2 separate regions of the Mus musculus genome follow, and region 2 is linked to region 1. The links are chromatin loops, found by intact Hi-C in ENCODE. Cell type or tissue: left cerebral cortex. All regions are shown on one strand. Each heading gives the region's core, and the rest is flanking DNA. Links, peaks and the distances in the headings are about the cores only.

The links. Hi-C counts contacts between places; a loop is a spot of excess contacts. Peaks named below come from ENCODE experiments on the same cell type or tissue, not always from the same donor. Only the 100,000 strongest peaks of a DNase experiment are listed, where the experiment ranks them.
Region 2: it touches region 1 in a loop (6-fold over the local background); 13 of 42 quality-filtered maps call a loop at or near these places.

What each region holds. Positions count from the first base shown.
Region 1 is chr3:90,489,847-90,495,587 of GRCm38, forward strand. It overlaps Snapin (SNAP-associated protein), which reads right to left and starts at 1,167. Exons shown (of 4, transcript NM_133854.3): 1 at 986-1,167; 2 at 702-748; 3 at 308-426. The coding sequence starts at 1,128. In left cerebral cortex, for the core only: CTCF peaks have their summits at 1,184, 1,384 and 1,658 (motif pointing right); DNase peaks (open chromatin) are centred at 1,219 and 1,655; H3K4me3 peaks cover 1,158 bases; H3K27ac peaks cover 955 bases.
Region 2 is chr3:90,612,887-90,618,371 of GRCm38, forward strand. It overlaps S100a6 (S100 calcium binding protein A6 (calcyclin)), which reads left to right and starts at 8. Exons shown (of 3, transcript NM_011313.2): 1 at 8-340; 2 at 857-1,018; 3 at 1,305-1,528. The coding sequence starts at 881. The coding sequence ends at 1,436. In left cerebral cortex, for the core only: CTCF peaks have their summits at 2,704 (motif pointing left) and 2,908; a DNase peak (open chromatin) is centred at 2,710; H3K4me3 peaks cover 216 bases.

The DNA of each region.
Region 1 (5,741 bases), core at 1-2,500:
TGGCACTTGTCTAGTTTGAGGCCTAGTAATGGGGTGAGGGGAATATGGGCCTTTATTATCAGATTAGTTAACACCACTCTTTTCCCCCATAGTTGCTTCACAGTGTTGAAGACATAAAGCAGGATAAACAAGAAGAAATTTTTTTGAAAGAGGGTCATGCTATGTAGCCCTAGCTGATTTGATAGTCCAGGCTCTGCTCAAAGTTCAAGCCATCCTTCTTGCCTTAGCCTACCAAATGCTGAAACTACAGCATGTACCACCATGCACTGCTGGGATTATTATTATTATTACTATTTTATTATTTTACCTGTGCATTCTGTAAAATATTGTTGACCAAGACAACTCGTCGCCTGGCATTAAGCAGCTTCTTAACATAGGGGTCCAGATCCAGGGCCACTTTCTGATCCTCATTGATCCGGCACAGTTCTGGGAAGAGGAAATGGGCAACCAACATCTAATGGCTCATTTTTTGTTCTTAGGGAATGGAAGAGAGGAATGGGATGAAAAATACTCTTGCAGTCTTGTGTGGGCCACAGACACCTTCCCTTCTTCCATTCTGTCCTAAAATATCCCCAGAAATTGGAGTCCTTGGGTAGTTCTGATATTGAGAAGCAAGTGACAGAAACTTAGCCTAAAACCTGGGGAAACAAAGTTCCCGAAAGTGAGATCAGGGATTCTAGGTATCCTGGCTGCTCACTCACCTGTAGCTAGGTTGTCAATTTGTTCCCGGAGCTCTACTTGGCTTTCTCTGCAAAGTGGTACAAAAGTCTACAACGGTCAGTGACTGGGACGCGGGAAACGAATTCTACTTATTCCCCAAATACTGAGACAAGCCAACCTCAACTTCAAGGCCTCACCCAGGCCCTTCCGCCTATTTACCCAGTCTCAACATCAGTGTCTCAAGAATGTATCTAGTATTTCTTCGGGGCCCCGCCCCTACAAAGCCAGTTCCCTAGGCCCCGCCCCCAGCAACCCGGTCCTGCACCTGACCGCGTGCACGTGAGAGTCGAGCTGCTGCACCGCGGGTCGCAGGAACTCCAGGAGCCCCTCGGCAAAGAGGTCGCGGCCTGTGGGCCCCGCCACTGGGGTCCCGGCCCCTGACACAGCAGCGGAACCAGCCGCGGCCATCGCGAACTGCCCTGACGCCCTCAGCCTGCCGCGAGGGTCGCCGGGAACTCCAGACCGCCGCTGTGCACCGCGAGAGGGCGCTTAGATATACAGCCCAGACGGCAGTGGGATAGCTGGGAAATGGAGTCCTCAGTGAGCCCCGGCAAGCGGGCCGGGACCAGAGCCTCTTCTTCCATGGGCCTGTAGGGGGCGGATCTAGACTTCTGGAGATAGATTGCCCTGTAACTATGTAAACCAGGCTGATCTTTTCTTTCTTTCTTTCTTTCTTTCTTTCTTTCTTTCTTTCTTTCTTTCTTTCTTTCTTTCTTTCTTTCTTTCTTTCTTTCTTTCTTTCTTTTCTTTCTTCCTTCCTTCCTTCCTTCCTTCCTTTCTTTCTTTCCTTTCTCTCTCTCTTTCCTCCTCCTCCTCCTCTTCTACTTCTTCTTCCTCTTCTTCCTCTTCCTTCTTTCCTTTTTAAAAAAGATTTATCATATGTAAGTACATTGTAGCTGTCTTCAGACTCGCCAGAAGAGGGCATCAGATCTCATTACAGCTGGTTGTGAGCCACCATGTGGTTGTTGGGATTTGAAGGTTGCTGTGTTTTGAACTCAGGAGCAGTTAGTACTCCTAACCGCTGAGCCATCTAAGTGCTATTGTCCATAGCCTTCTCCATGGGAATTGATGAGAAAGCCATGTAATATTCATGTTAAGGGTTCTTTCTTTTCTCTCTCTTCCTCTCTCCCACTCCCTCTTTTTTTTTTTTTTTTTTTTTTTTTGCCCTCTCCCCATCTATCTCCCTCTCCCTCTTTCTTGCAGACAGGATTTCTTTGTGTGGCCCTGGCTGTCCTGGAACTCACTCTGGCTGCCCTTGAACTCCAGTGCTGGGATTAAAGGTGTATCCCACCACTGCCCTCGAGTTTTATTTCTAAAGATTTGCTATTTTTGTTAGAGAAAGTCCTGCCGTGTTACCAAGGCTAGCCTTGAGCTCACAAGCTCTGTTTTTTTTTTTCCATTTTTTATTAGGTATTTAGCTCATTTACATTTCCAATGCTATACCAAAAGTCCCCCATAGCCACCCACCCCCACTCCCCTACCCACCCACTCCCCCTTTTTGGCCCTGGCGTTCCCCTGTACTGGGGCATATAAAGTTTGTTTGTCCAATGGGCCTCTCTTTCCAGTGATGGCCGACTAGGCCATCTTTTGATACATATGCAGCTAGAGTCAAGAGCTCCGGGGTACTGGTTAGTTCATAATGTTGTTCCACCTATAGGGTTGCAGATCCCTTTAGCTCCTTGGCTACTTTCTCTAGCTCCTCCATTGGGAGCCCTGTGATCTATCCATTAGCTGACTGTGAGCATCCACTTCTGTGTTTGCTAGGCCCCGGCATAGTCTCACAAGAGACAGCTACATCTGGGTCCTTTCGATAAAATCTTGCTAGTGTATGCAATGGTGTCAGCGTTTGGATGCTGATTATGGGGTGGATCCCTGGATATGGCAGTCTCTACATGGTCCAACCTTTCATCTCAGCTCCAAACTTTGTCTCTGTAACTCCTTCCATGGGTGTTTTGTTCCCAATTCTAAGGAGGGGCATAGTGTACAAGCTCTGTTTTAAGTCTTTCAAGTGCTGGAGTTACAGGTCTGTGCCACCATGACAGGATTTAAAGTTAAGGGTTTTTTGTTTTGCTGAAATTTTTGAGGGGGGCTTGAAACCAGGGCCTTGTGATTGCTAGACAAATGTTCTGCTGAGCTATAGTCCTACTGTACCTTCCCTCTACCCCCACCTCACTTTTTGAGATAAGGTTTCACTAAATTGCCAGATTGGACTTGAATTTGCTTTGTAGTACACACAGGCCTTGACTATGTATGTGATCCTCCTGCCTCAGGTTCAGGCTTATACCAGCTTTAGCTTCTAAAGTTGTTTTTGATTTGTTTTTCAGTTTTATTTTGTGTGTGTTCATGTGTGTGTGGAAACCTTTGCCATGGCATATGGGTAGAGGTCAGAGAACAATTTGTGAGAGGTCAATTCTCTCCTTCCATCATGTGGGTCCCCAGCATTGAACCTTCAGGTTTGGCAGTAGGCCCCTTAACTTTCAGAGCCATTTTGCTGGCTCTACCTTTTTGCTTTGTTTTGTTTTTTGGTGTGTATATGCAGGTGTGAGGAAAGGTATGTACATATTAGGTTCCTAGGGAGATCAGAGGAGTTGGTTACAGGCAGTTGTAAGCTGCTGACAAGGGTACATGGAACCAAACCAGGTCTCTGAAAAAGCATCATGTCCTAAGCCATTGCTTCAGCTCTCTGACAGATTGCTGTAAAAATCACTACTTGAAAACTAGGTGCAGGTGTGTGTGTGCCTGCGTGTGAGAGTGCTCAGAGACAAAAAATCCCCTGGGGCTTTGAAGACAGGAGTGTTGGATTCCCTAGAGCTGGAGTTAACAGGAGCTTCCTGATATGGGAACCCATCTGGAGACCTCTGCAAGAGCAGTAAGTACTCTTAAATCACTGAACCATCTCTTTAGCTTTTTCTCACCCAAGAATATTCTTAATGGCATCAAATATGCACAAAATTGTATATGCCTTAAAGATAAATGGATTTAAGAGTGAAACCCAGATATAGACTAGGACAGGGATGGCTAGGGTACTGGTTAGTTCATAATGTTGTTCCACCTATAGGGTTGCAGATCCCTTTAGCTCCTTGGGTACTTTCTCTAGCTCCTCCATTGGGGGCCCTGTGTTCCATCCAATAGCCGACTGTGAGCATCCACTTATGTGTTTGCCAGGCACTGGCATAGCCTCACAAGAGACAGCTATATAAGGGTCCTTTCAGCAAAATCTTGCTGGCGTATGCAATGGTGTCAGTGTTTAGAGGCTGATTATGGGATGGAAGGATGTTTTTGCTACACAAAATAACCCAGCCTCCAAAGAACAAATATATGGTTTCATTTATATGAATGGTCAAATTCATGGAGATAAAAATGCAGGACAGGGCTGAAGTTGTGGCTGTGTGAGGACACTTGCACAGCATGCCTGAGGCTCCAGGTTACCTGATTCTCAGCACTGGCAAACACCAAAAGCAGGACTGGATTGGGAGGAGTGGAGAATACAATTGCATAGTGGGTAAGAGTCCCGGCCTGGGAAGGTACATGATCATGCATTTGCTGCTACTGAACTGTATACCTAGATACAAGAGGTAAACTGTCTTATGCACTTTTATTATATCCTGTTTTTGAGGCAGGGTCTGTGAAGCCTGGGCTGGCCTGGAACTCAAGAGAGATGAAGCACACAGAGGGAAAGCAGATATTCAGAGCTGCCACAGCCACTGGAGATTCAAAGTCCTATTGTATCACCAGTCCGAGGTCCAGATATTGTTGAAAAGGGCATTGATCAAGTTCACTGAATAGCAGAGAAATCGCTGTGCTCCTGTTTGTTGACTGTGCTAGAGGTCTTGCTAAAGCAGTTTATGGCAGGTGGCCCACTCAGTATGCTGCTATAAAACAGCTTGGACACTGGATGACACTGCCAGTTCTGCATCCCGGAATCTTAAACATGGAGAAGCCACCAGAGCCAGAAAGCAGCACTGTCTCCTGAAAGTTTCTCCAGCCTTTTCTGTCAGATGGCAAAGGAAACATTTCAAGAGCCCCAGCTCTATTTTTACTGAGTAGACAAAAAGGGTTAATATAGCATTGTGAGGGTATCCTTCATTTGAGACAAGGTTTCATTGTTCGCCCCTGGCTGTCTTGGAACTTTCTTTGTAGACCTAGTGGGCCTTGACCTCATAGTGGTGCACTTGAGGCCTGCAGGTAACATCTGGACTATTTAGTTTTCTTAGAGAAAAATGTATCAAAATGTTTAAAAAGTATGAAAAGGGGCAGGGCATGGTGGCTCACACCTTTAATCCCTGGCAGAGGCAGGTGGATCTCAGTGATCAGATCAAGGCTAACCTGATCTACAGAGGGAGTCCCAGGACAGCAAGGGTACAGAGAAACCTAATCTCAAAAACACCACCAATACCACCACCACCATCACAAGACAAACAAACAAACAAACAAACAAACAAACAAAACCAACCCAAAAAGGGTAGAGAGTACCTAAAGTCAAGATGGGGTTAGGAAGAGGGCACAATTAGTAGGGAGTTGTACAAGGAAACGCTGGATCACATGCTGACAACCACTCTGTGAATTCACTCTTCGGTGGGGCTGTCTTTGATTTTTGTATTCCCCATGAGGGTCCAACATGGGGCATTTGTGGTTTACCAGCCTTTTCACTTCTGAATACTTCATGGTGCTTGTAGATAGTGAGCTGGAGCAAGGTGTTCAATACCAGTACAGTAGCATCTATATTCAGATTGGATATCTGATGTATTATTCAGTGATGATCTGATCGTACCAGTGTAGCTGCTAAGCATTCACAAAGCTTAGGTAGTGTTCATAGGTACTGCTCATTGACTGCCACAATCCAGCACTTTCTGACAGTCCTAAATGTTAGAGGGGCAGGAGCCAGACTTTGATTTCATAGCCTCCAATTTGGGCCTGTTCTTCAATGTCACATTTCCTTTCCTTCCTGACTTTAACTTAAGAATCAATCCCCTGTTATCAAGGCCTACCCAAGCAAGGCACCTTCAGCCTGGACATTTCCC
Region 2 (5,485 bases), core at 1,205-3,704, 120 kb after region 1:
ACACAAGCCAGAGTTTCGAGTCACGTGCCAGAAGGGAAAACTAAACACGGAATTAGAGAAAACTTGATGCCTCTGGCTTGCACTGGTCTCCTTTGGGCCCGTTAGGGCCCGCTAAACTCCCTCATTCCGCTCCTAATCCTGGACAGTCCAGGCAACAGGGGCGTGGAAAGTTGAGGGGGCTGGGATGTTCGTTTGCCTTGCCTCAGGCGCTGGGTGGGGTCGGGGCGTGCCAGCACTCCCTGGGCGGACCTCACGGATGCTGGCCACTATAAGGCCGGCCAGACTGCGACACATTCCATCCCCTCGACCACTCCTTTGGCGCTTCGCTGTCGACCGTGCGGTGAGCTCTCGCTGGGGGGTCCCTCTAGGGTCTTTCTGCTCCTGGGCAAGGGGTTAAGCCACTTCCTTCCCCCGTCAGCCTCTGCAGGCTCAGTGGGTGGAATGCATTGGGATCCAAGTTTTCGGAGCCCAGGGAGGCAGGGAGAGCCATGATTAGGTGGGTTGTATCAGGCAAACCCAGAGGCTAATGCATCCCTATGGGGCGGCAACCTGAGTCTGCTCTTCTGGGGTGCAGGAGGGTTTGCCCTGGGTGTGTCATCGTCCCAGTGTGTGGCTATGTCAGGAGGTGCCCAGGGGCACTCTCCATTCTCTTCCTTGCTCAGTCATATGCCCTAGTTCTCTTGGAAGCCCTGGAGGACAGTGCTCACAGATCCCAAAGCCCCTTCCATTCTTATATCCCTCACCTAAGTTGCCCCGGCTGCCACCTGTGTTGGCTTGAGACTGACTGCCTCAGGCAGGGGGGTGGTGAGAGAACTCTCTGCTATCAGCAGCACTGACTAGCCCCTCTGTCAAACAGCTTCTTCTAGCCCAGTGATCAGTCATGGCATGCCCTCTGGATCAGGCCATTGGCCTTCTCGTGGCCATCTTCCACAAGTACTCTGGCAAGGAAGGTGACAAGCACACCCTGAGCAAGAAGGAGCTGAAGGAGTTGATCCAGAAGGAGCTCACCATTGGCTCCGTGAGTAGCCCCTGTCCCGGTTCCCCCTCCTGCCTCTCATCTGAGTGGCATTTAATCACAGTTCCTGATCTTACTTCCTGTGGAGGGATGCTCGTATGCCTCCATGCTGCCCTGTCCCCTGAGGGAGGAGCAGGGGCTGAGGAGAGTAAATCAAGGTAAACCCAAGCTGAAGGCCCATCTTTGGTCCCAACGAGCACTTGTTTGAGAGAGGACTTCCAGGGAAGGGGTAAGGAATCTAGGGTGTTGGCCACCACTGAGTGTGGACTTCTCCTTCTTAATGTATTAGAAGCTGCAGGATGCTGAAATTGCAAGGCTGATGGATGATCTGGACCGTAACAAGGATCAGGAAGTAAACTTCCAGGAGTATGTCGCCTTCCTGGGGGCCTTGGCTTTGATCTACAATGAAGCTCTGAAATAAAATGGGACCGTTGAGATGACTTCCGGGGGCCTCTCTCGGTCAAATCCAGTGGTGGGTAGTTATACAATAAATATTTCGTTTTTGTTATGCCTACTCATGTGTTCTGGCTTCCCACTGATTTCCAGTTGCTTCCTGCCTTGCTGCTGGACCCACCATCCAGTGGTCTTAGTCACAGTTAAACTCTGGGAGTAGTAGCTCATTGGCCCACCAGGCCAGGTCTGCCAGCTGACCAGGAATCTTTATGGGTATTAGAAGAGGAGGCCCCTCTAGGCAAAGCCACTCTAAACAAAGGCTCAATCAAGTGACCTTCAGGAGAAAGTGGCCTTTAGAGGCAGGTCTGCAGTAGTCCCAGCAGTCTCCTGGCAGACACACTTTGGTCTGGGTGTGGTGAAACAGGGAGTACTAGGTGGGCCCTGACGTTGGGCAATCCACCTTTTCACTGTGTGTTTGTGTGTTATATGAGGGAGGCGTGGGGAGAGGCACATCTGAGGTGAGCAGGGAGGGACACAGGATGACTGAGTTTTCCGTAGCTGCCTGTGTTCCAGTTGGAGGTGGAGGAGACTGTAGGAGACGGTCCCTAGTGTCAGGTATGGGGTCCTTTTTGTTGAGCTAAGGAGCTGGCAGCTCCACGCACATGTGACTCACGAGGTGCTCGCAAACAGGGCAGGGCTGGGGTCCCGAGACATGCCAGATGCGGCATCAGGCCTTTCTGTCAATATTGACCCAGCCTGTCCCTGCAGAATGACTCATGGGGCTACTTCCCTGGAACGTAGTTGAACCCTCAATCCCTATCAGAGTAGATGGCCAACGGAGTAACTGTCTATTGTGTACAGTTAAATCATAGGTGTGGGGGAAGCTGTGTGTGATGTGTCTGGGTGTCATGGAGACAGCATTTGTTGCTATTCCTCCAGGGAAGGCCTAACCCAAGTTGGACAACATCCTGGCCAAGCCCCGAAGGGCAAAGATCTGGACTTCATGTGGAGACCATAGCTGTTTTCACTTCTTACTACCCACCCCTTCTCCAATCCACTTAAGACGTTAAATGGTCTTCCCATGCTCTGGGTGGGGCAAATAAACAGCAACAGCTGTATTTCTTAAAAACCTTTCTTCTCCAGCAGTGTCCTGGTCTTACCACGTTGTTGGACAGCCAGAGGGTCCCCGGGTGGGCCACCCCCATTCCATGCTGTTCAGTATAGGCTCTATTCAGTGGCTCTGGAAAAGTACACCACACCCAGTTGTTGATACTTTGGGGTGTGGAGGGATCGCCCTCTTGTGGACAGAGAGCAGGTTACTGGTAGGGAGGCTGCGGTTGGTGGTGGTGGTGGGGCGTGTCAAGAAGGAGTGGGGGGTGGGGGGAGGAGCCTGGCAGGTGGGCATAGGAAGAAAGTCAGTTAATTTTCTGAGCCTTGTGGAAGGAGCACCAGCGGCACCGTGGATGGGAGCCAAAGCTTAAGAGGTCTGGGCTGTGAGAGGGGGTTGGAATTAGCTATTCAGGGAATGTAAGAGTCGAGCCATCGTTTAGTTCTCAGCAATCAACCCTACTTCATCCGAGGTACATCTATGATAAGCAAGTCAAGGGAGGGAAAGTTTTGTTAAAGACAGGTGGAATCCAGTCCCATCCTGCCCTCCTCTTTCTGTGGTTAGATGGTCAGACAATCATCTAGGCTCTTGGAGGGCAAGGGGGAATTTTTTTTTCTTTTAGGTACAGGGCCTGGTGGTGGAAGGAGATGCTTGGTCCCTTAGGAGGCCGGCAGGCAGGCTTTGCTGTGTATCAGGATCACAAGGCTAGAGAGGAGATGAAGGTGCAGAGCTCATCTGCTAAATAAAACTTCACCTCCCTGGGCATGATGGTGCACTTCTTTAATGCCAGCACTCAGGAGGCAGGCAAATGGATCTCTGTTGAGTTTGGGGCTAGCCTGGTCTACACAGAGAAATGCAGGCCAATCAGGGCTGTATACTGAGACCCAGTCTTAATGAAAAAGTGAGGTGGGTGGTGGGGTGGGGTGGGGTGGGGTGGGTGGTAGGGGGAAGCTTTGAAAAAAGGAACAAAACAAAACAAAGTGAGATAAAATGAGTAGCAAAACATTTGCCTGTGTTGGGGGTATAGTTTAAAACTGAGACGTAAAGGGCCATTGACTGGAAATTTTGGTGGGGGCAGAAGGCAAGGAGTGGAATTGGGTGTGGTCAGGTGTAGACTGACTTCTTTCATTAGTCCAAAAGATTTCAGGTTGGCTTTTGAGCATCGTCTAGGTCCCCAGGAGAGGGTTGGAGCTGGGGACTTTGTAGTGGATTCCTTCCCTGTACATGGCCGAAGACTATACCCAGAGGCTGGGCAGAGGGCATGGTCCTGCTCTCCCTTTTCCTGTAGTCAGCTCTATTCTTTCTTTGCCCTGCCTAAGTAGCACTAACCCTATCATCTAGTTACCCTTACACATGGGAGGTTGGAACAGTGGCAACTGGGTCCATAAACTGGGTGGTCTCCCAGGTTGGCTGTTGGCATGGGACTGACTTGGGATGTATTATCTGTCCTCTGCCATGGATATCAGAAACTGTCAAGAACACCAGCACCACTTCCCACAGTGTCTGTGTTCCACAGTACTTGCATTTGTACAGGGTGTTACTACAGTTACTGTGGCCTCATCTCCCAAAGAATTATGTGTAGTGTGGGTTACTAAAGGCTAGAGTTGCAGGTTGTCCACCAAGGAGGGACAGTAGAAGTTCTTGGAGGGAATGAACTCTTCTGACCCAGGCCAGCTCATCAATGCTTTCCTCTGCTGCTTCAGGATTTAATGTCACTCTTTCTTCTTCATGCCTGTCTCTTAAATGTTTTAATTAAATATCAAGAATGTACAAACAGCTTATAGACTACACCAAAAATATAAAAATTGCAAACCAAAACAATATTTGTCAAAGAAACAAATATTGAGGCACATGTCTTTAATCCTAGCAGTTGGGAGATAGAGGCAGGTGGATCCCTGATTTTGAGGCCAGCCTGGTCTACAGAGTAAGTTCCAGGACAGCGAGGGCTACACAGAGAAACCTTGTCTCAAAAAACCAAACCACAAACAAACAAAACTAAAAACAACAACAACAACAACAACAACAAAACCCCAAAAGACCAACCAACCAAATAAACCAAAAAAACCAACCCCTGACCATTTTGCTGAGGTGAGTCAGTGGGTAAAAACATCGGGTGTTAAGCCTGCTGACCTGAATTTAATCCCTAGGACCCACATGGTGAACAGGGAGAACTAATTCCTGTAGGTTGTCTCTGACTTCCACATACATGCTGTGGCATGTGTGCCTATATATGTGTGCACACATGCATATGCACACAGAAATGAATAAATGTAATACAATTAAAAAAAAAAAAGAGAGAAATAGGGTTAGAGAGTTAGCTCAGCAGGGAACTGAAACTGTTTACAGTTCCCACGTGGGGCAGCCTGAACTCCAGATCCAAGAGAAATATCTGGTGCCCTCTTCTGGTCACTGCAGCCATGTGCACTCAGTTGCACATTTTATTTTTTCCAAAACATATATACATCTAATTAAAAAATATCTTTAAAAGATACTATAACAGATATATGGTTGATTACTTTTTCTAGAGTGGGTCAATGAGCCAGGCAGACATTGGTGTACTGGTTCATCAGGGATCTAATGAAGGAAGCAGATTAGCAGCCAGATGATAAAGATGCCCAAGGCCAGGCATGTGAGGAGTAAAGGACTCTCCTGCCTTTTCTGAGCACTTTACACTCAAGGAACCTTTACATATTCTGCTATCTGAGCCCTCTTATTCATTTTACTTTATACAGGCTCATGTAGTCCCAGAGGCCTTGATCTTGCTTTGTGGTTGAGGCACGTTTTGAATTCCTGATCCTCTTCCCTCTCACTGCTGAGTGCTGGGAGAACAGGTGCATGACACTATAGCTGGCTTGAGCCGGATCCTTTCAGGTTATTGATGGAAGCTTCGTTAGGAAGCATGATTGATTACATCCCTAGCCATTGACCAAGTTTGCCTTCAGCCCTGGAGGTTGACATGTGAGGATGAA